2 separate regions of the Mus musculus genome follow, and region 2 is linked to region 1. The links are chromatin loops, found by intact Hi-C in ENCODE. Cell type or tissue: heart. All regions are shown on one strand. Each heading gives the region's core, and the rest is flanking DNA. Links, peaks and the distances in the headings are about the cores only.

Region 1 (9,198 bases), core at 480-8,479:
GGGAGGACTCCTTAGCCTCCCACCTCTTGTGCCTTGGAGCCAGTCATCAATTCATCCTGCAGCAGCTAGAACACTGGGACCATACAACCACAGTCCTAGAATTGCCACTGAGACACCTGGTGTATTCTAGCTTTTTCAGGACCCTCATCATTTCTCTGGGTCTGGGTTAGCAGTGTGCAAATCAGTTCCCTGATGGTGACCATGGCAGAACCAGGCTTTGAAAACCCACAGTACGTTCTTGTTCTTGCTCTTCCTGCAGTAAAGAAGGCAGAAAGGAGCTCAATCAAGGTCTTCAACACTACTAAATGAATGTATAGACTTCCTTCCCTAGGTCCTTTGCCCTGAATATATATACGTATACGTATATATACATTTGTGTGTGTGTGGTGTATATATATATATATATCACATATATATAATAGGGCTAAAGAATGGCCCAGCAGTTAAGAGCACTGACTGCTGTCCCGAAGGTCCTGAGTTCAAATCCCAGCAGCCACATAGTGGCTCACAACCGTCTGTAATGAGATCTGATGCCCTCTTCTGGTGTGTCTGAAGACAGCTACAGTGCACTTACATATAATAAATAAATTAAATCTTTAAAAAATAAAAATTAAATATATTTGTATGTATTTATATACATTATATTATATAACATATGTAAAGTATTAATATATTATCTTAAAATATATATTTTATACATTGTATATTGTATAAATATATATTTGAATATATTCATATGTATTTTAAAGCATATATTAAATTATATATATTGGAATTTGGGATCAGACTTTGCCTCCAGGGGTCTGCAGGTTCCAGGAGTTTTAGCTTAGACCCTAACCTAGTAAAAAGCCCTGAGATGCAAGGAAGCACCAGGTAAAGAGGAGCTGGGAAAAGGAGCAGTGGCGGCTGGTATGGAGCGCCAAACACATCAGGGTCCTTCTAACATGACCTTTGCAACTGCTGTTGGACACACTGGAGCCCTATAATGATGGAGCCAATGCCTAGGACATACAATGGTAGGAGCTGAAAGTCCTCAAAGAAAGAGTGGGAAAGGATTCAGGAGGAAAGGTGGGTTAGCTGGAGAGAATGCTGGGCAGCACTTCTCTTTCCCTATAGGTTCTACAAGGGCCTGGGCAGGAGGGGCTGAGGCCTGGCCGCAGTGGTCTTTTCTATGCCCACACTCCTCTCAGATTGGCCTCAGTCAGGGAAGGAGTGAGTGCCTGCCTTGCTCTTTCCGCAAGTGATCTCTCTCAAGCCGGGCGGGTCCGGACTGTTGGGGAAGAGAGGATCACTTAAAGAGTTGGGGCACCTCTTTCTGTGTGCCAGTGCCATTAACTGTGTCAAAAGGAATCCATGCCTCTGGGAAACTGACTGGCAATGGAGATGGATTAATGAAGACACATGGTGGCAATGAGACTGCCTAGGGTACTTCATAGAGCAAGAGCAAATTAAAGGGTGGGAAATGAGGGAAAAAAACAGAGGCAGATAAAAGGACAACGGAATGACTGGCCAAGAAAGTCATTGAGTTTCCTTTCATCAAAGGAAAGAGACTGAGGTTGGTAAACACACAGGCACATAGGTAGACTGATAGAGAATAAGAACAACCCAACCTGGCAGAGAATAGTGCCTAGGCGCTAAGAAGGTAGCAGCAGGTGAGCAGACTCTTAGCCTGGATGGCCACTAACAGAGTCTGGGTGTAGAGGATGCTAGAATGCGTAGGCTGGACGGTTATGGGACCACAGAGGAAAACACCAAACTTGGGTGGGGCCGGGGAGTCTAGAAGGGCTTTCAGAAGGAGCATTTAAAAGGACTAGTAAGAAAAGGTAGAAAGACCAGACACGAGAGAAGAGGGGAGCTCTGTCGATCAGAGGGGGGCAGCAGGATCAGAGGTCTTGAGTCAGGCTTGTTCATTTCCAGCAGTGTGGCTCAGCTGGCATACCAGGTCCGTAAGTTTGCAGGAAGCATAGACCCTGCTCTGAAGCACTGGGGACCGACCATAACAGGAACACGTCCTAGGCATAGTTACTTTCCAGAAAGATCTTGGAGGTTGCATAAGTATGTAGAAGAACTGGAATAGGAGAGAGCTGACCCAAGGAGGTTGTGGTACAGAATTGGACAGTGAGTTTATTCTTTATAGACTGGAACTGGCAAAGGGACTCTGTCTGGCCAGCCCAGCCTGGCAAACATGGCTCTGGCAGACCTTGCCCTTCTCCCTTATTCCCTCTGCCTTGCTAAACACTGTTAGATTACATTCCTAAAGCCAGCCCCCAAGGTCTGTTCCCTTATTTAGCTACTTCTTTCTTTTGAGGCCAACTACCAAGGTCCAGCTATCAAAGCATTGAAATCCAGCAATCAAAAGTCCCTTTTGGCTCACCTAATTAACATGGCCAATTAAAATTAAACACCTCATTCTAACACAGGGTTTCCTCTTTTACCTTTGTAATCCACCACTTTCCTGTGTGCCAAGTCTGTCTCCTCTCTATTCAGAGGCAGTTCTTTGTCAAATAGCCCTGCCCCCTCTCTCTTGTTCTCTTCCCCTTCTCCCTCTTCCTGTATCTCCTGTCTTTGTCTCTTATTCTCTGCCCTCTGTTCCTCTGGAGCAAATAAGTCTCCTTTGTGCTGAGAACATAGTCTTTGGGGTCTTGAGCCAAAACTGATCTCTTACAGCTAGCACGTTCACAAAGTAGATGACTAGAACTTGGGAACGTTCGAGGGAAACAGAAGTTGAAGAAGGTTTCCAGATACACTATTTTCCTAAAGAGTTATGGGTAAGGGCAAAAGGGGTCAGCTCTGACCAACCTCAGCCCTCCATACAAGCAGAGTAACCCTGAGCCACTGTGGCCAGAGTTTTCTTAGACAGTCTAGCCTAGAAACTCTTATGATCTTCCCCTGGATTGGAGACCTCATCCAATATTCACTAGGCCCATAAAAAGCCCCAAGAGGGAGTTCAGGCAGAGCCACGTGCTATCCCAGGGAAAGCTAACCAAGACTGGACTGGACTCTCTTACCACCAGCTTTGTGGTCAAGGGGGCTTGAACTTGGGATTTGTTTGGAGAGCCATTGGGAGGGAGATATGGGGGGGTCTATTTGAGCCCTGAAAAAGAAACCCCTAAGGCTAAGTCTAGATGACTATGTAGAGCAGGATTCCCCATGGCTCCTAAGCATAATCTGGGAACACTGTGTTCTTGTCTGGACGTGACCTTGGTTCCATCTTCAGGTAGGTCTCTTGCATCCCATAGCCTGCCTCTCCTCATCTGTACACTAGAAACAGCCCCAGTGGTGAAACAAGACTATGCCCTAAGGGGCTGGCGAGACGGCTCAGTGGGTAAGATCACTTCTGAAGGTCCTGAGTTCAAATCCCAGCAACCATATGGTGTCTCACAACTACCCATAATGAGATCTGAAGCTGTCTGCAGGGTTTACTGGAACAAGCAGAGGTCCTAAAATTTCAATTCCCAACAACCACTTGAAGGCTCCCAAGCATCTGTACAACTACAGTGTACTCATATACATAAAATAAGTAAATAAATCTTGAAGAAAAAAAAAAAGACTCTGGCCTAAGCTCCTTCCAGCTACAAAGCCTTATCACTTGCAGCTCTTTGGATCCTAAGACCATTACAGATCTTGTTCTTTTTGATGGGGAGGCTGAAGGTGGGAAAGAAGGGCTTTCAGGAAATTAACACTAGTGGCAGGAAAATCTATCAACATGGCAGAGGTGCCTATGGTTGATTCATGGCGCCTGCCCAAGGAGCAGCTCTGCCAGCCTGGGGGAAAAGGCTAGTGCTGCCTCCATAGCCTCCCAAAGACATCAATCAGGCCCAGGACTCCAAAACTCAGTTGCTGGATCTTTCAAAACCACGAATTTGCCCCTCCCGAGTCATAGCAAACCACGGTGCTCAGAAAGGGGCAGGGTGGGGATCCTGGGTTTTAACATAGCTGTTGCCTCTACTCTGATTCTTAAAAATTGTGTGTGTGTGTGTGTGTGTGTGTGTGTGTGTGTGTGTGTGTACAAGCAGACGCATGAGAATCTGAGTAGGATAGAAGAGGAGGATGTTGGGATCCTAGAGTCACAGGTGATCATGAGTTGCGTGATGTGAATTCTGGGAACCAAACTTAGATCCTCCAATAGAGCAAGATGCACTCTTAGCGAATGAGGCAGATTTCCAGCCGCAGCCTGTGATCTTCTCCAATCCTCTCAGTCAGGAAAAACCCTGACCCGCTTGTGTTTTATGTGACCAATACATCACAAGCACATCAGGAGGAGTGATGATGCAGCTGTACCACAACCAAACGTGTAGTGAGTGGGTCTAATGTGAGAAGCCAGGAGGCTGTCTCCATGGAGAATCGGTGGTTCTGATTCCTCCTCACCAACCTCAAGTATGGGTGACAGAGGTGCTACTCCAGTACACGCCTCCAGGAGGCGCTGTTCTCATTGTGTTCATCCCGCGGCCTTGCATGTATGGTGGCCCTCATCTCTTGTTCAGCAGGACTTCCAACATAAACGCATATCAATTACAGCCTGCAGAGAAAGTTCTGATTAGACAATCATTGGTAACCACCTCGCCCGGAGCACCCACACTGGTTCATCTCTGGTCAGCTAGGTCACTTAACTCGGGAGGACCTTTTGAAGGGGACAGTGAAAGCAGCAGGGGCCTCGAGCAGCACCTTCCAGAACCTCGGTCTGGTTTGAGCACTTGCGCTGTTCTTAGCTTGCCTACACAGGAGGGAGGTCACTGACTCATCCCTGTGTTACAGGCAAACACGAACTCCCCAGGTTTGCTCTGCTTGTCCCTGCTGATGTCACTTTATAAGATTTTCGCTAGACCTTCTGTTACTTTTCAGAGTCAGAGGGAACTTCTAAAAGTTCCCAGGGCTCCAGAGATGGCTCAGGAAGGAACACGTGTTGCTCTTGCAGAGGGCCAGGTTCAGTTCTCAGTCCTCCAGTTCCTGAGAACCTCTTCTGGCCCCCACAGGTACTGCACAGACATGCAGGCAGGCAAAATACCCATACATGTAAAATTATGTAAACCACACTGGACTCAAACTCACAGAGATCCTCCTGCCTCCTCTGCCTCCTCTGCCTCCCAAGTGCTGGGATGAAAGGCATGCACCACATACCCTGCTATCACCACCACCACCCCTTTCTTAAAGGTTTTATTGGTTCTTTTGTGAATTTCACATCATGAACCCCAATCCCACTCATCTCCCCCTCTCCTTGTACCCACCCTCTATCCTTGCAACCTCCACCCCCCCCAGGAAAAAATCTTGTTGTAGAAACTGTAGTGTGTCCCACCGTGTCCCACAGTGCACCCTTTCTCCATACTTCTTTGTTTGCAAATGTTCGTTGCAATGACTCGTTGGTGTGGTACCAGGCCTCTGGTTTCTGCTACTCTATCAATACTGGTCCTCACTGGAACTCTTCTCAGATATCCTGTTGTTGCCGTGTGTCATGGAAATCCTATAGTTTTGGATCTGTAGGACCAGGCCCCTTTATGAACACCAGCAGTTCATCCACGGGGTAGATGTTGGGATGGATCAACTCTGGGCCTGAGAGGTGTCTGAGCTGGTCAGCTCTTGGGCTCCCCTGCTCTACCCTGCTGCCCAGGCACTGTGCAGGCCCTGCTCTCCCAAGTGCTGTAACAGGTGAGGGGTACGGACACTCATTCACTCAGGGCCAGCTCTCTTGCCTGCTCTAAGGGCAAGTGGAGGCATCTCTCTCTCACCCATGTCATCACAGGGCAGACAAGTGGTGGGGCCAGCTCTCCCACATTTGTATCCTTGAATCTGGCTTACCTGCAACTCCAGCAGTTTGTGGGGCCTACTTTCCCAAGTACTGCGGCTCATAGAAGCAGGGTCAGCTCTCTTGTTCTCATATACCCCCACCCCCAGGACCAGATCTCCCACAGTCTGCAGGTGAGGGGTGAGGCCTCAGACATCAACATGTCCTCCGGCAGCAGCCCAGGCCAGCCATGGACCCAGATGTGGCCCTTGGTGGCAGCACAGGCCAGGATCACACCATGGTCCTGGGAGACATCACCAGCTACTCACGTAAGGCTATTCTTCACTACCCTTGAGTCTCCAGTTCTTTCTCTCTTCACTGTGCCTACATCATTCTGGGTTTTTGTTTTTGTTTTTTCTTCTTCCATCTCTCCACCACTTACTTGTTCCTCTTGGTGAAACCTGGGGCCTCTGAGTGGCTAGGATCATCTCAGGAGTGGTCTCAGGAGTGCTATGCCCTGCTTGTCTATTATGGTGTCCGGCAGGGGTTATCTCTGTCATGGTCTACCCCACCAGGCCTGCATGCTGGTCATCTTGGGCTAGCTTCCCACCCAGGCCCCATGGAGCTGGTTTGGTGGTCGTCTTGGGATCACTTTTTTTTTTTTCAAAGAATGTTGGGCTATTAGTCATTCAGATGTTCAGAATGATTCAGGTCAGAACAATTAGCCAAGACATACCCTCCCTCCTCTCTGCCACCTACTGATGCATACGTGACACACAACCACATCCGCAACACCTCTAGGGGCAGGACCACTTCTTTCTGTATAAGCCAGTTTTGTGATTTCTTCTTTCAGTGCTGGAGATTAAATGTATCACCTCATGTAGACTAGAAAAATGTTCTACCACTAAGCTGCATCAGCACCACTTTAAGTCTGCAAACAAAATAGACCTTGTAGATAGAAGTAGATGCGTCTGTTGTCAATTTATAAGTGAAGAAACTGACTAGTAAGTCCTGTGATCTTAAGTAAGTCAATAAAACGCTCTGAATAGGGTTACTCCTCAACAAATTAAAAGGATGTAGTTTAATTGGTAGAGAGGTTGCCTAGCATTCCAGAAAGCCCAGGTTCAGACAGACCTCAGCTCTGAGTAAACTAGGCAGGGTGACACACATCTTTAATCCCAGCTCTTGGGAGGTGGAGACAGAAGGATCAGGATTTCAAGGTCATCTTGGCTACTTATTGATTTCAAGGTCAGCCTAGGATCCCTGGGTACAGAAGACCCCATCCCCCTCACCAGCAAAAGAGAGAGAGAGAGAGAGAAAGAGAGAGAGAGAGAGAGAGAGAGAGAGAGAGAGAGAGAGAGAGAGAGAGAAGAGAAGAGAAGAGAAGAGAAGAGAAGAGAAGAGAAGAGAAGAGAAGAGAAGAGAAGAGAAGAGAAGAGAAGAGAAGAGAAGAGAATTAAGAAACTGAATTTCTTCAGCTTCTAGACTCTTTCATCCTCTTGATCTCTCTGGGGTCTACCTGGCTATGGTGCCTTTTGAATGACTCGGTTTTTATGTTCTGAGTCTTTATCTCATGAGCTGCAAAGCAAGATAGTAATTAATCCCTTCCCTCTTTACCTTGAAGGCATTGGAGAATGCCTATATTTCACTAGGTAGCATCTCAGCTCAGACCAGACAACCTCTGTTATTCCCAAAGGGCTGTCTCTTCCAAAGCATTTTTTAAATCGAACTTAAATTTTGAGACAGTCTCCTGGATCTCAGGCTGCGTTCCACCTCCTGAGCACTGGGATTACAGGAATGTGTTGCCAGGCCCAACCTCCAAGATGGTCCTAAAAAAGAAAACAAGAGACAGGAGTAGAGGTGCATGCCTTTCATCCCAGCACTTGGGAGGCAGAGGCAGGAGAATCTGAGTTCAAAGCCAGTCTGGTCTATAGAGTTAGTTCCAATACAACCAGGGCTATCTCAAGAAACCCTGTCTCAAAAAAAATCAGATAAATTAATAATAATAATAATAAATAATTTTTAAAACAAGAATTTTTTTTACAGTACCAGGGATAAAAACTAGGGCCTCCATGTTCAGAAAATGTTCTGCTGCAGACTACAACCTTAACCCCATTGTAAGGGTCTTGAGGTGTATTTGTAAGGTGGCTTCCCCTCAGTTTCTTCTTGGAAAGAGTCTAATGTAGACAAAACTTGGGTGAAGTCTGAGAGTTGGCACTACATGGGTGTTTCTCAACCTTCCTAATGCTGTGACCCTTTAATACAGTTCCTCATGTTGTGATGACCCCTGACCATAACATTGTTTTTGTTGCTACTTCCTAACTGTACTTTTGTTACTGTTAGGAATCGTAATGTGACTATTTTTAGAGATCGAGTTTTGCCCAAGGGGTTACCACCCACAGATTGAGAACAGCTGCACTTGATGAAGCTTTCTTGAGAATGAGCCCTTGTGAGCTGTGTAGGGGAGCTGCTTGCATGACAGAATCAACGTGTATAAGGCATGCTGGGAGATCTCCTGGGACAGAAGGGAACATAAGGTGGACCTAGAACATCTACTGAGAAAGAGGATGGGTGTGTCTGGCTAATAAAGGGAAGAGAGGCTAGCTAGACAAGACACGAGCCAGGTTAGAACAGACCAGAGCTCAACTCCTTGGCTACACAGTTGAGGAAGACAACTGGTGTCTGCTTTGGTAATTATTCTTCTTTGTGTTCCTAGGAGGATGTCAGGCTGCTGGGGGCTGGGGGGGGCTGTGGCTTGGTATTCCTTTCTATTTATAAGACATGATTACAGTATGATGGGAACCATGCCTGCCTGATTGGTGTGGTTGGGAAACTTGGGAAAGAATCCAAGAAGAGGACAAAGTGTCAGGGTGTCATCATCAGACACATAAAAGAAGAGGAGGCAGAAAAGGGTGGGTTTGAATCTCAGAGTCAATAACGAGCCAGAAGTGAGTGTTAAATTATTCAACCTCCTTTATTGATCCATTGATCTCTAGTTGCAGGCCTTGGTTTATTCTTGGTTGGCATTTCCTGTGTCTGAGGACACAGGGAAGGGAATAGATTTTGAGACTCAGAAAGAGACAGGAGGTAAAGGACATGGTGGCACACACCTGTCACTCAGGATGACAAAGCATGGGGACCATGATTTTGAGGATAGCCTGAGCTACTTTGTTGTTTGTAAGATTGCTAGTTTGTGCCAGGTGTGGTGGTGCACGTCTTTAATCCCAGCACTCCGGAGGCAGAGGCAGGTGGATTTCTGAGTTCGAGGCCAGCCTGGTCTACAGAGTGAGTTCCAGGACAGCCAGGGCTGCACAGAGAAACCCTGTTTCGAAAAACAAACAAACAAAGATTGCTAGTTTGTTTGTTCTTGAGACAGGGTCTCACTATTTAGCACTGGCTGGCCTGGGAGACCAGGCTGGCCTCCAACTCACAGAGATCCTACTGCCTCTGCTTCTGCTTCCTACCTTCCTCTCTCTCCC
Region 2 (9,198 bases), core at 1,199-9,198, 97 kb after region 1:
AGTTGTCTGACTCCCTGCCTTCAGCTTTCCTTTCCCATCAGATCTGCTACCTGCTATAAGCTCTAACCTTTTGCTGCCATGCTGAGGCTCCCTCTCACTCGAAGGGGACTTCCTGACATTTCCATCCCATTCAGTTCTGTAGTAACTGTCCTAGTTTGACCTCTGTTGCTGTGGGAAGAAAAGGATTTGGTTTGCACAGTCTGATTAAAATCTATCGTTGGGGCAGGAACCATGGAGGAAAGCCACTTCCTGGCTGACTTTCCCTGGCGTGCTCAGCTTTCTTTGGGAATGGGTAAAGAGGATCTCTTTCTATGTAGGCCTGGCTGGCCTTGAACTCAGAGATCCTCCTGCTCCTGCCCTTTGGGTGTGATTAAAGACCCTCACTGCCATGTTCAGCTACAGCTTGCTCTCTTACACAACTCAGCACCCCCTGCCCAAGAGTAGCACCATACACAGTGGGCTGGGCCCTCCTACATCAGTCACTAAAAATCCCCCACAGACAGACCATCCTGCCAGTCTGATGAAGCAATTCCTCAACAAGGGTATCCTCTTCCCAGGTGAAGCCAGTTCATGTTGAGAAAAACTAACCTGCACAGCAGCTTATATTGATCTTTGACTCCAAGAGTTTAAAGAAGCCACTTGACCTTGAGGGCCTCTGTATTCGACAGACACTTTGTCATGAGAGCCCACTGGCCTGTAACCCACATCCCAGAAGGAACCGGACCTTCTGCTGCTTGACCTTTGTTTCTCTAATTCTGGATTCTCTGGCTTCAGGTCCTCATCCCCAAATAACACCAATCCGTTTGGCTCCACATTCTGCTTTGGTCTTCAGCGGATGATCTTTGAGGTGAGTCCTAGAGGCCAAATAAGCTGCTAAGGGCTTTGTCGTTGTAGCAAGGCCAAGCAAGTGATTGGGGAGAATTGTAGGTGGGCTGACGTAACAGCCATGCTGGACAGATGAGTCCTTCCTCATCTCTGCTGTCTGAAGCTCAGACATGAGGATTAGGGAGCCAGAGAGGTGGCTCAGCAGCTAAAGGTGCTCACGGCCAGGCCTAAGGACCGGAGTTCAGTTCCTGGTACCCACATGGTAAGAGAACAGTGTCCTGAAAGTTGTTCTCTGACCTCTACATGTATACTGTGGGAAGTGCATGCCCCTTGCCACAGGCAAAATTAATAATGTCAAAAAAGAAAAAAAAATAGGCTGGGGCAATCTGGGGTCACCGAACCTGAAGGTCATCCAACAGGATGAGCCTATCAGCGATGCCTTATTTATCAGTAAGCAGTACAGCAGGGAGCGGGCACCTCAGAGCAAGTGTGGCCACACTTGGGTGTGCTGATCCTTGAACCCCATGTGCATGAGAGGCCCTGGGCACCCCACTGGTTTGAGAGAAGCCTTGGGAACCCCCCGCCTTAATCTGGATGCCATACTTCAGCAGGCTTTCGTAGTTGTAGAGACTAGATATGATACGCGGGTTTATAAAAGCCATGTGTCCTGTGAACAACAGGCAGGCCTTGAGCAGAAGTAAGCCCCACTGACAGGAGGTTGGTGATTGAGGAAATGCAGGGCCCGGGCCTGTGTGAAGTGCGCTGTGTGTGCACCCTCTAGCCCACCCAGTCCTTCCCTCGTGATCTGCTGTTCTCTTCTTACACCAGGTCATGCAGAACAACCACATTGCCTCAGTGACCCTGTATGGCCCCCCCAGGCCTGGTGCCCACCTGAGAACAGCAGAGCTGCCCTAAGGACATCACTGTTTTCCCTGTCCATGGAACTGTGCGTCACATCCAGCTCAGTGGGTCTCTGTGCCACCCTGTGTGTTTGCTTGGACACCTTGGCAGTGTTGAAGGGCCCTGGGACTCAGAAGGGTTTGGAAGTAGGATTTGGGCTGAGTCCTCTGCCGTGGGACGGAGGACCCAGATACTCTGTCCTAAGCCTGCTGTTGCCAGGAGAGAACACAGTGTGCAAAAAGAAGCACAAACTTAGAGCCATGATGAGGGCTCTCATAACTAACATGTAATAAAGGACACGTCAGCCCCTGCCCTGCTCACATAGGGAAGACAGGACTCTTTCTCTAGCTAAGAAAATATTCCCAGGATGAGAACAGGCTCCTGCTTTTGGCCCGACATTGCCACGTGGCCCCTAAGGTGAGCAGAGCAGGTAGCATGTCGGTAGTACTTGGTTGCAATATTTGCACTCCATCCACTTTAGTGACTTGATGAGCTGGCTGTGGCTGGTGTGGCCCACTGCCCTTCCCTGCTTCTCCTGTGAGTGCTCCTTGCCGTGCCCAGGTGGCACCTAAGTGGATGAAATCGTTTCCTACCAGGTATGTACCAGGCCTGGTTCCCACTGCTGCTCTGGGAGCCAGCCTTTAAGGTCACCTGTGTCTCTTGGTCCAACCTGGCTGACAGGGCTGCATGTCTCCATCTTGTTTGCCTCTTTTATTTAATGCCAAAGTGTTAGCCAAAGACACCTTCCTCCTTTTGTTACATTACAGCATTCTGTTATGCACTGTGGGCCAGCTCCTTGCCCTAGTTCTGGGCACTGGCCTGGCCTGGCCTGGCTACTTGGTTTGAGGCCTAGAGGCTCAAGGAACACTAGGCTGCTTGGTTTCTTACATGGGTCTTGCTAATGGGAAGTAGCATATATGTGCTTTAAAATAGTAATCCTTTTGAAAAGAATTGAGAAGAGAAACATATAATTTTATCCCATTTTTAATATTTTGGTCTAGCAACTTGTGATACATAGATGACAATTTTGTGAGTTTTTCAAATGTGTGTACAGATTTTTGTAAATAATGACTTTTGTAATTAACTCATGTACAGCCTCATCTTGTATAGTTCATGATGAATGTGCAGGGGACCTGCCCCAGCTGTCTGTATGGTTCCTGGGCCTACAGCCAGGCCTGTGTGGCACTCCCATGACTGATTTGACAGGTGTCTTCCCATTTGGACCTTCGTCTGGCCAGAGACCCTGCACATCCCACTGTCAGGGTAGCCAGGACTCTTCCCATCCTCGTGATCAGAGGAGACTTCCTCGTCCCCCTTCCAATAAAGCACCTATGCCCACAGTGACAGCGTGCCATGTGCTGCCACTGGGCTGTTTGTACTAAAATGTGAGCTGTTGATTTCCTTGAAGCTGGAGTTGAAGAATATGAGCAATCTTATAGTGGAGGAATCTTAGGACTCCTTCCGGGAGGGGGATGGGTCACCCTTCAGAAGTACACTGGCATGGTTTTGTGTGTGTGTGTATAGTGGGCAAGACGGTGACACATGATGGCCCCGCCCCACATGCTACAGGCAAACCTCGACCTGAAGGGCTTAGTTAGCTCTAACACCAGACCTCAAAGGGAACAGATAAGATATGGCCACTGGGAATCCAATGAGAGAAGGAAGGAAGCTAGTAACTATACGAAAATGCCTGCCAGGTCCACGAGGGCTGAGGCCTGGCTATGGGTATATCCACTTGTGTTTGTTTCATCCCAGCCCTAGCTCTCTCAGTGAGTGATCTGGAGAAAAGTCATGTACACCATAAACCCACATGGAAAACCCCTTTGGGTTCTTTCATGTTCTGTCCTGCAGCTGAGTAAGAGAAGTTTGATACCGTGAGAGATAACTAAGAATTCCATTGGAAGGGACCTGTTGCCACAGGCTGCGGATGTGCACAGACTGGGCCCTGAGGCCCATGCAACAAGCGCCACATAAGCCAGATGTCAGCTGCAGACAGCCCATGTACTACCACCAGTTCTCGGTAGAAACAGGGGTCAAAGGTTCGAAGATGAGGTGCAGCTGAAGGCTGGGAGATGCCAAAGGTGCGAAACGCTGGATGAGGCTCTGGTGTGAGCCGCAAGCGCTGCAAACACATGCCTAGAAAGACATCGTCTATGGGAAAGAGCTCAACTTGTGAGCAAGCATCAGCTAGGCGGCGGAGCGTGGCTCCCGAAAGAACAAAGCCGCCGCCACCTGCGTAGGCAGGGTAAACGGGCAGTCCATACACAGCCCGGGGAATGAAGTACTTGCTGGCTCTAGCTCGGATTGGCCTTGCCTGCACAATCACATCACCCGCAAGAAGGTCCTGTGCGGGATCCCGGAGCTCCAGAAACTGCAGCAGGTTCCTCACGTGCACGAACACATCTGCATCGCCCTTAAAAACAAAGTGTACATCTGGACAGAATGCTGAGGCCCAAGATAGAAAGTGAATCTCCTTCAGCGTTAGATTGAAAAAGGTGTCTTCGAAAGCCCAGAGCAGAATGTCTGCATAAGCTCGGCTCTCCGCCTCCAGCAGGGTGCGCCAGTGCGAACGGGTGCCTGCCCCGCCAGAGCCCGCCCCCTTGGGCACGCCCAACAAGAACACTCGGCGCACGAGTGCCCCCTGCACGCGACCCTCGGCTCCCCAAGTCTGGCGAACGGCTTCCCGCCGCTCAAAGTCCGCAGCCACAGACTTGACAGCGATGAGCAGGTCCGGCGAACCGCCGGATGCGCCGTCGCTGCGGCATTTGCGACGCTGGTTAATGAGCAGCGGGAAGCGCCGTTGGTCCTTGGCGCGCAGATACCCGCCGAAGTCAAAGGGGTCCGTAGGTGTGGGCGGCACCGGAGTGTCCCCCTCGTAGGCCAGCGGGGCCGCGCGGGCGGTGTTAGGGAGCTCGCGTGCTCGGAGGCTAGGAGTGGGCCGCGGGAGCTGGGGTCCTCGCGCTGGTGGTCTGGTCGTGGGGGATGCCACGTCGCGCTGCGCGTAGAGCAGGAGTCCGAGGGCGGCGCTGAGCAGCAGCGTAAGCCACGCGTCTGGGCAAAGGCGCGGCCTCCTCCTCCTCCTCATGTCCAGCCCCGCCCTTCACAGGGCCCTCTATCCTTCCTTCATCCACTCTGTCGACCTCCGTCCCTGCCCCTGCCCCCACCGCAGCAGCCTAAGGGACAAAAAGTTCAGCTTCTAACCTCAGCTCCAGCCCAGAAAGGATGCCAAAGTCTGGACAGGGTGACGCAGGCCTCTCCCCTACCGCCCCCTTACCCACCCATCCAGTGCATCAAAGCTGGGTCCCTTCTACCTTTCCCCCTCCCCGCCTCTGACCTTGGTCCTTAGGACCCCAGCACTCACGCTTGACCGCGGGGGAGGGGTGACAACCCCTGAAACTGTCAGTTCAGGGTCCCAAGGGCAGCCATGACCCCGGCTTGAGCCAAATGCAGCGTTGGCAGGAAGGGGGCTGAGGCCGTGCCACGTGATCCTCCAGCTGTGTACGCCCCGACATCTGGAGCTCAGCTCCGCCTTGGTGCAGGGAGTGCCATCTCTGACTGTGGGCTGGTCCCTGAGAGGGCCTCTCACGGGAGACTCTTGCTGAGAAAGCCTAGTATTTTTGATAGGACGCTGGAACTCCGAGTTTCTAAGCTCAAGAAGTAGACAGCTGATAGGCCCCCAACCCCTAAGCCTGAGTGCTTTAACTTTCAGCTCTTCTGGCCGCCATACCGGGCCATCTTTCAGAAAATCTCTTTCAGCAGCCCTGGTTCACCAAGCAGGAGCCACGAATTGCCCCAATAATATAAAGCTGTCTCCTTACTCCTCGCGCTGGTGGTCTGGTCGTGGGGGATGCCCTCCGAACTCTGCCCTGCTTGCCACCAGTAAACACAAGCATACACACCCGAACAATCAAGACAGCAAGTTCTGTTCCTGCAGACTTACCAGCAGCTCTACCCAAAGAGGACCAATACTTAGTGAGCTAAGTGACTTGCCCCAGGTTGACACAGCCAGAACGCACTGCCCCCAGGAATCTCCCACCCAGCGCTCCTTTGTTCTCTTCATCCACTGGATACAGGAAATGGAACCACTTCTGCCTACAGTAATTTCCCAGACAAGCTCTTCATTCCTGTCACTCCATGCCCGTTCCTGCTCCCCAACATAGCATCCTTGAGGTAGAACTGCCCATGCTGTTGCCTCTGCAGTACAGTTTGGGGTGTCAGGGATTGGTGTTTGCGGGAGGCTTCTAGAAGAGCCCATTGAGCCCAGGTAGGCTGTTTTCTAGATCCCCTGGTTTTCCTACCTCTGAGCTGCTTTGTCATCCAGGCCAAACCACCCACTCTTACCTGCCCACTAGTCTTTTAGGGTTCTGAGGATAAGCTGTGTTATGTACCCTGCATAGCCTCAAGCTAATGACGCCCAAAGTGTTGGGATTACAAGCCTACACTAGTATTCCAGCTCCATTCTTGATTGGTTTCCTCAATTGGGGAACTATAGAGACAGCTGAGCTCCAGAGTCACCAGGATAGTCATTCTTAGTGAATAGAGTGATCAGGGTCTCCCCAGGCCTTCATCCCACTGGCAAATATGACTCCTGGCCATCAGCTTGCCCTAGTCCTCAGCCAAGGACACTGGCCTGTTGCATTCTTCCTCCCAAGCAGCTGTTGATATTCATCCCATTCTCTATCTATCTCTGTCTTGGCCTCTCTCCTCTCCAGGCTTCCTGCCCAAAGGCCTCCAAAGGTGTCTCACTGGCCTTGTTATAAAATCCCAACTCTGGAAGGCTGAGGGTGTGACTCGGTTGCAGACCTAGCATGTGAGAAGCCCCGAGTTTAAGCTCGAGCGTTCTATAAAGTAGGCACGGTGGTACATGCCTGTAACCCCAGCACTCAGGAGGGTTAGAAGTTCAGGGCCATCCCTGGTTTCACAGGGAACTTGATGCCAACCTGAGCTACATAAGACATTGTCTCATAATAAGGGGCAGGGTCAAACTCTGGAGTCTCTAAACAGCCACGGAAGGAGGAACTTTGGGGATAGGTGTGCACGTATGCACACACAGATGTGCAGGTGTGGTATATGGGGTCAGGAGGTGGGGCAGGGAGTTAGGATCTGAACTCCTTGGTCTCTATGCTGCTCTGGACTTTCCACCCAGCAACTGTGTGGCAGAAAGGGGCATTTTATGTACACATCCCTTGTTCTTTTTTCATTTCTAAATCCTTTTTTAAAATTAGGCTTGGGTGCCGGGTAGAAGGCAGTAAAAGACAAAAAAGTGAAGTCTCAGAAGAGCACGAAGAAGACAAAGGTTTAACTTGAAGTTAGGAAACAGAGCCCAAGGCCAGGTGGTGGTGGTGCACACCTTAATCCTAGCACTTGGGAGGCAGAAGCAGGCAGATTTCTGAGTTCAAGGCCGGTCTGGTCTACAGAGTGAGTTCCAGGACAGCCAGGACTGCACAGAAAAACCCTGTCTCGAAAAACAAAACAAAACAGAAGAAAAAGCCGGGCGTGGTGGCGTGCGTGCCTTTAATCCCAGCACTCGGGGGGGGGGGGGGCGGGGGGGGGGCAGAGGCAGGCGGATTTCTGAGTTTGAGGCCAACCTGGTCTACAAAGTGAGGTCCAGGACAGCCAGAGCTACACAGAGAAACCCTGTCTTAAAAGACAGAAGAAAAAGAAAGAAAAAAAAAAAGAAAGAAACATCTCTCCAACCCCTGAAGATTTTTTAATTGTGTGTGTGTTCATGTGGGTACAAGGGCCTGAAGCAGAACCCTAGCCAGGCTAACCTGGGACTCACTAATTAGCTCAGGCTGGCCTCATAGGGAACCACCTGCCAAGTAAGTGCTGGGATCATAGATGTGCCGCCACCGCCACCACCAGGTCGGTAGATGACTTTCTAGCACATTTGGTGCACACATCTATAGTCCCAGCACTCGGGAGTCAGAAGCATCTGGATGGAGAGTCATGAGTTCAAAGCCAGCCTGAGCTACACAGTGAGATTGCCTCAAAAAAACAAAAAAGCAAGAGCCAGGATGTAGCTCAGTGGTAGACCTTTCCTCAGGGCCTTGGTTATATCCGCACTGCCACAAAAATCAATCAGAAAACTAGGGTTTCTGAGTATGTGTGATACAGAAGTAAGTTCATTGGCCAAGCCCCCCACCTCAAATAAACTTTGAAGGTTGAATTTAGTAACAATGTAAGTTGGAAATCCTGGGGCAGGGGAAGTGGGGAAACCCAGATTGTCTGTTTGCTTTTGTTTTTGTGTGGGGGTGGGGGTGTCTCAATATGTAGCTCATGCTGACTTCCAAATTGAAGCAATCCTCCTGCCTCAACATCCTGAATACCGCATGGTATGTAAAAAGTCTGAATCTTATAGGTGTCAGTCTCCGTGGAAACAAGGGTGAAGATCTCAACAGAAAAGGGGTGGGGGGTGGGGGTGGAGGAGAGCTTGGCTGTCTTGGAGCACACTCTGTAGACTAGGCTGGCCTGTAACAAACAGATCCACCTGACTCTGCCTCCAATGCTAGATAGCATTAAAGGCACACTCTGTAGACCAGGCTGGCCTGTAACAAACAGAGATCCACCTGACTCTGCCTCCAGTGCTAAATAGGATTAAAGGCGTGCACCACCACCTGGCTGAAATTTTAATTTTCTAATTCAGGTACACGGTAGATGTTTTAAGCACATACTTAGATCACACACACACAAAAACAAAAACCAAACCTAATGTATATGATGGTTCACCAAACCCCCGGTTATCCTTCACTAACAGGACAGGTAGCAACCCCTTCCTCTCACCTTCCTCAAGGCCCTACCCGAACCCTGCCTGTCTCTCCACTCCCTACTCTACCTGGCTCACTATTCCACTGAAGGTGACTAACCCCAACCAGGTCTAGACCTCAGCATCTCCGCAAGTCTGTAAAAGAGTTACATTTTATTATCGCTGCAGACAAGGTGCTTCGGTCCCACGATGAGTATATGCCAAGGGCGGGGAAAATCGTGCATCCTGCTCCCGACAGTTTTTGTAGCACCTTGAGCTAGGTTTCAGAAGGTCCGGGTACTTAGAGGGTCTTTGCAGCAAGTCCTCTTTTTGTATGATCATCAGTGATTTACCCCTGCGCTGCTTGCCTGGCTCCTGGGGGGCGGGGGGAGGGGCAGTTAGTTGCACTCCAGCAGCTCAGCTAGGTGGGGCGTGCGTATGCTCTCCAAGTCCAGTAGATGGAAAGTGGTCAGCAGTAGCAACATCAGCGGTAAAAAAATACCCCAACAGCCACCCGTGGGTTTCAAACACTGAACTGCTGGTTGGCCGCCCTTCCCCACAGTACTAGACTTAGGCCAGGCCGCCATCCGGCTCCGCCTGGCCCAACAGATCCTCTGCTAGACTAGTGAGTTCGTTCTCCTCCAGCGCCTCCACCAGGCGCTGCAGTGTGGCACGGCGGCCCTCGGCTTGCATGAAACGGCGCAGCAGCTGGAAGGCCTGCTCGTATA

The links. Peaks named below come from ENCODE experiments on the same cell type or tissue, not always from the same donor. Only the 100,000 strongest peaks of a DNase experiment are listed, where the experiment ranks them.
Region 2: a loop joins it to region 1, with 1.9 times the contacts of the local background. A loop is called at or near these places in 2 of 42 quality-filtered maps.

The regions. Positions count from the first base shown.
Region 1 is chr8:105,153,335-105,162,532 of GRCm38, forward strand. It overlaps the pseudogene Gm51414. Among named protein-coding and RNA genes, the nearest start is that of Cbfb, 13 kb to the right of the region's middle. In heart, for the core only: a CTCF peak has its summit at 4,418 (motif pointing right); no DNase peak of the experiment used is centred there; H3K27me3 peaks cover 1,230 bases.
Region 2 is chr8:105,249,945-105,259,142 of GRCm38, forward strand. It overlaps D230025D16Rik (RIKEN cDNA D230025D16 gene), which reads left to right. Exons shown (of 16, transcript NM_145604.3): 15 at 775-847; 16 at 1,654-3,109. The coding sequence ends at 1,740. B3gnt9 (UDP-GlcNAc:betaGal beta-1,3-N-acetylglucosaminyltransferase 9) reads right to left here and starts at 5,209. Exons shown (of 2, transcript NM_178879.4): 1 at 5,087-5,209; 2 at 2,694-4,898. The coding sequence starts at 4,810. The coding sequence ends at 3,611. It overlaps Tradd (TNFRSF1A-associated via death domain), which reads right to left. Exons shown (of 5, transcript NM_001033161.2): 5 at 8,631-9,198. The coding sequence ends at 9,041. In heart, for the core only: CTCF peaks have their summits at 4,281 (motif pointing right) and 4,496; DNase peaks (open chromatin) are centred at 4,337, 4,847 and 5,217; H3K4me3 peaks cover 2,676 bases; H3K27ac peaks cover 1,751 bases; H3K27me3 peaks cover 3,128 bases.